Regions from separate parts of the Mus musculus genome. Here region 1 is linked to region 2. The links are chromatin loops, found by intact Hi-C in ENCODE. Cell type or tissue: heart. All regions are shown on one strand.

Evidence for each region. Peaks named below come from ENCODE experiments on the same cell type or tissue, not always from the same donor. Only the 100,000 strongest peaks of a DNase experiment are listed, where the experiment ranks them.
Region 1: it touches region 2 in a loop (2.7-fold over the local background); 6 of 42 quality-filtered maps call a loop at or near these places.

The regions. Positions count from the first base shown.
Region 1 is chr3:122,032,044-122,034,543 of GRCm38, reverse strand. No RefSeq gene overlaps it. Among named protein-coding and RNA genes, the nearest start is that of Abca4, 11 kb to the left of the region's middle. In heart, no CTCF peak of the experiment used is centred here; a DNase peak (open chromatin) is centred at 1,163; H3K27ac peaks cover 1,804 bases.
Region 2 is chr3:122,103,384-122,105,883 of GRCm38, reverse strand. It overlaps Abca4 (ATP-binding cassette, sub-family A (ABC1), member 4), which reads right to left. Exons shown (of 50, transcript NM_007378.1): 13 at 2,274-2,450; 14 at 354-576. It overlaps Gm40138 (a long non-coding RNA gene), which reads left to right. Exons shown (of 3, transcript XR_001783974.2): 3 at 331-728. Among named protein-coding and RNA genes, the nearest start is that of Gm40138, 22 kb to the left of the region's middle. In heart, no CTCF peak of the experiment used is centred here; a DNase peak (open chromatin) is centred at 1,243; H3K4me3 peaks cover 480 bases; H3K27ac peaks cover 1,584 bases.

The DNA.
Region 1 (2,500 bases), 71 kb after region 2:
CCCCAAAGGCTCCCTGTGCACTTTGGCCATTTTCGTACAGACCCAGTTATTTCTCTGGAATTTTGTGTCAGTAGAAACAGGCTGGCTCTCAGATCACACTAACCCGAGGAAAACAATCCAGCTGGAAAGAAACCAGAAATGTCAGCTACCTTTGGAAAACTCTTCCTGGGTTTCAGGAGGTAGCACCTTAGAGGAGATGTATTTCCCAGGGTGAGGAACTCCTCTTTGGCTGGCAGGGTAAAGCTAAACCAAGGCGTTATCACAAACGAGGGGGCGGCTTGATATCCCCCAGAGCATGTTATTTGTTCATTCCAAAACTATTTAGTTTTGCTAGCTTGACATTCAGAAAAGACGAAGAGCCCAAAGGTCTTACATTTTCTGGGTATTACACACATAACGGAGAAGTTGCCAGATAAGCATTTTAAGGGCCTGTGGAGGAGGGGTGGTTCGAAGAAGAGCATTGGTCTGGGCTGTTATCACTAAGCATAGCCTGGAAACCCTAAGCACCACTCTTCTAGGGTCAGAAGAGCCCTGAATGGGCATCAGAGGGGTGGGAAATGTGGTGGGGATGGGGCTGTAGGCAAGTGTGGGAGTCCCTAAACTCAGCTGTAGTTGGGCACCAAGGGTCGTACATTCTAAAAGGCTCTGGCTAGAAGCTAGCAACACCAGCAAACGACACAATGAACACAGAAAGCCATTCTAGTGCCAGGAAATAATTTGTGAGAATCAGAGCACCAGACAAATTCAGAACAATTTCTTTTTAATGATCCTCTTAACATGAATGAGATAAACAAGCTAATCTTGGGAGACAAAGGCAGGCAAAGAAAAAAAAAAAAAAAACCCTTACAGGCAAATGGCAGCCTCTGCCCTGGGGAATTTATGTTCCGGAAGTTGGAAAGTGACATTTCCATAGACTCAGGACTTGCAGGTGCCCGCCTGACTTTCACTAACAGATATCAACAGTGACTTCTCCACGGCTTTCCCACTAATGACGACCAGAGACCACAAGGGCTGTCTGCTTTTCAGCAACCATCTGACCTTGAGCTTGGGACAACAGAAGGGAACCGGAAAGTCCCGAGGCAGCTTTCTGTGAGCCAGAGCAGACGGTGTGGGAAACTATGTCTGTGGTTCCTGCCTGCTCAGCCTGACAAAGAAAGAGTGTGATTTGTTTTCAGATTCCTTCCATTAAATGTGTCAAGAGGGAGAAACTGGCTCTCTAGAGAGAACTTGATTTCCACGCAGCCTTCCCCCCTTCTTCCTTAGTGACTCACTGGCCCTGATCCTGTCTCTTTCTCGATTATTCCTTGAGGCCCGGAAGCAGAAGAGAGAAGAGATTGAGAAGCGGAGCTGCAAGTTGTGTGTCAGCCTTGGCCCCACCATGGACTCCTCCCCGACTCTGCCCCACTGAAAACGTCACATGGTTATTTTAGCAAATGGACGTTCAGGTAGACCCCCGTTCCAGCCCTTATCCCAGGAGCCCCCACGAGTAACATATGAGAAGCTTCTCTGTTCCTTTCTTAAAACTAACTTATGGGGCTGGAGAGATGGCTCAGCGGTTAAGCGCACTGACTGCTCTTCCGAAGGTCCCGAGTTCAAATCCCAGCAACCACATGGTGGCTCACAACCCTCCATAATGATACCTGATGCCATTTTATGGAGTGTCTGGAGTCAGCTACGGTGTACTTAAGAAATAATAAATAAAACTTAGGGGGGAAAAAACCCTAACTTATATAAAAGTGCTATTCTTGGGGCTGGGGTGTAGCTGTAACGCACAGTAGTACACAGCTTTAATCCCAACACTCAGGAGGAAAGCGCAGGAGGGTCAAAATTCAAGGTCATCTGCAGCTGCATAGTTCCAGCCAGCTTAGTATAGATAAAACCCAGTCCTTAAAACAAAAGAGTGGGGTTTTTTTTTTTGTTTTTGTTTGTTTGTTTGTTTGAGACAGGGTTTCTTTCTCTGTGCAGCTCTGTCTGTTTTGGAACACTCTCTGTAGACCAGGCTAACCTTAAACTCGGAGATCTGTCTGGCTCTGATTCCTGAGAGATGGGATTAAAAATGTGTGCCATCACTGCCCTACTGAAAAGTCTTATTCTTGATACTACTGGTTGTTTCTACTAAAACGAGGAGGGAGCTGTCTCTGGTGAACCAGAAACTCCTCAAGAAAGCTGGAGAAGGATCCTATCCTAATCAAAGATGCTCATTTTTTCTCTGAAGTGCTGTTGAAGTTGCTGAAATCTGTGTGGAGAAAGATTGGGCATGTCTACAGTCTACCAGAGTAAAAGGCTACACCGCTTTCACAGCCAGAGAAGGCCCCAGCAAGTTCCCAGCAACATCCTAAGAGGCCTGAAGTGAAGACCATGGAAGACCAAAACCCAAGCTATAAAAACCAATAGCTAGCCGGGCGTGGTGGTGCACGCCTTTAATCCCAGCACTCAGGAGGCAGAGGCAGGCGGACTTCTGAGTTCTTGGCCAGCCTGGTCTACAGAGTGAGTTCCAGGA
Region 2 (2,500 bases):
AAAGAAGAGGCAACCTTTGAGCACACAACAGTTCTACCCTGGGCTTTGCTTACAGCGGTCTCCGGTCTCCGCGTGGTCATGAAACAGACTGGGAAACCTACGTAGACAGTGAGTGAGGCCCTTAGGCAAGAAGAGGAGAGGGGAAGAGATAACGATACATGGCTGGGGGGGAGGCAGGGAATTGAGGGTGCTGGCTCTCTAAGGGTCCTGCCTTGCTTGAAAGGTGAGGAATTACCTGTCTTGCTGTCTTTAATGCTCAGCTAACTAGTCCAAGCACTTGCTCACCAACAGGAGGAGAGCAGAAACAATGAAGCCATTTTTTTTTTAAAGACTGTCTTCTCCACCCGGCTTACCATGATGAACAGCGTCAGGAGGAAGATACTCAGCGCCATGATGGAGAAGCTATCCAGGAACCAGGTACACCAGATGACAGCATTAGAGACGCCTTGGTTTTTCAAGGTCTCCTTCAGCCTCAGCTCCTTCTCCAAAACAATGCCCTTAACGGTCATGGAGACAGAGTAGATCCACGCCAGCACCATGAAGATAGGGAAACAGCGATTCAGGATGATCATGAAGCTGAAGCGAGAGGAAAAAGCAGAACAGAGCCAGCTGTCCCTGGTAGAATCAACGTAAAATACTTATTGAATGGAGAGTTGAGAATGAAGCCCGAAGGGAAGGAGAGCAGAAAAATAAATCGTTGGACCCTCACTGGGTTGAGCCCTCTTAAATACCTTTCTCATTTGTCATTTCTTTCTTTAAGGCAAAATGGAGCCGTTCTGGACAGCCCAGATGGAGGATGCTCTATATGTGTAGGAATAAAACATACCATCTCTTTATAGTATATATGCCATATAGTATATTTAGATCTTCCCCATGAAGGCTTGTGGGAAAGACTGTAGACCTGATGGTGTGGGTTGTGATCTGAACAAGGCAATGATCCAATAGTCATTGATTCCGAGAGCCATCCATTCGTAAGTGGAGTAGATCCTGGGATAGGCTCTCGGCAAGCAGGACGGATTTGACACGATGGAATCACATTAGGGTAAGCGTTACAGGTTTCCCCTGTGAATAATGCACTGGTAAAGCCCTTGGGATTATTATCTATTGAAACTGTTGGGTGTTGTCAAAGGAAGGGCCCAGTGCCTAGCGTGGGAGGATAGTTTCACTCAAAATGGCCCTAGGGAGGGAACCAACCAACCAAAAATCATGCACTTCCGAGGCTGGCCGCCAGAGGGCTCTCCCATACTGAATGACTCCGATTCCCACAGGTTCTCCACACTCACCCGTTTTCCTGCCAGCCCCTCCCCTTCTGACCCTGCAAGTGGACCTGGGCTCTCCTTCCCATCTCTGCCTCTTATCCAAAGTAAAACTAACTTCTGAACAGCGACCGTTATCTCTGCAGTCTTCTGCAGAGCTGGAGACCTGATGGGGCCACAGTGTCGAGCACTGCTTTCCCGTGTGTACACTGGGCTTTATTTTACAATCTCTCCAGCTGGCCACGGGACTCTTTTCACCACGTTTTGCCATCTCTGCTTCCCGGATCCCACAGTCACACACACTCGTGCTACAGTGACTTTCCCGTGATCTCAACACCCCAGGAGTTAAATTCCTTAGCCAACTATAGGTCAGGGAGTGTTTCTGACCCCATCTACCATGATAATAAGCCTTCTGAGCACCTCTCCCCCTCTGTCCCTTTCTCCACCACTCCAAAATCTATTTTCAACAAAACAGCAGGCTGTTTGCTTAGCATGCTACTGGTCAAAGGGCGGACAGGCGTTAGGATGGGGGTGGTCAGAGAGGGAGGCCAGAGCTCATCCAACAACACATTCCTCTACCTTTTCACCAAACACACATCATAGGAATGTTAATTGGGGAAGGAGCTGCATTATTCTGAGGCTCCTAGGTACCAGGCCTTCTTGCCACGCAGTCTGAATCTGCTGATCTGGCAATCACTGGGAAAACGCCCTGACCAGAACCTTCCACATACCAAACATACTACGAAGTGGAAATTTAAACAGCGGGCATCCCCCCACTTCAACCTCACTCCTATTGTTTGAACCTCCAATTTCCCTTTTGTACCCCCGACACCCTATCATTTATTTCCCCCTCTGCTTCCGTCTGGAGTGCAGAGCCAGCATCTTCTTCGGTCAGAACCCTATGCTCCCCAGTCTTCCCTCATCACTGGGGTTCCTTCGGGAGATGCTGAAGCCTTGAGAGCACCCCCATTTACTGCTTTTTCAGCTCAGGGAGGAAGATAGAGGTCTGGGACTCACGAGTCATCCACAAAGCAGGGATAAGGCATCTGTTGGAGATAGACTCCAATTGGAGGCTCTGCCTGCATCTGACTCTTCACGATTCCTTGCTCCACCATGTCCTGTAGATAGGCAAAACCTCCCCAGATGTACCGGAAATCTTCGACAGGATCCGCCCTGGGACCAGAATCCCAGTACCTAAGAAGGCACAGGATGAAGGGGGAAGGATGTAAGTGCGAGTGGGTAAC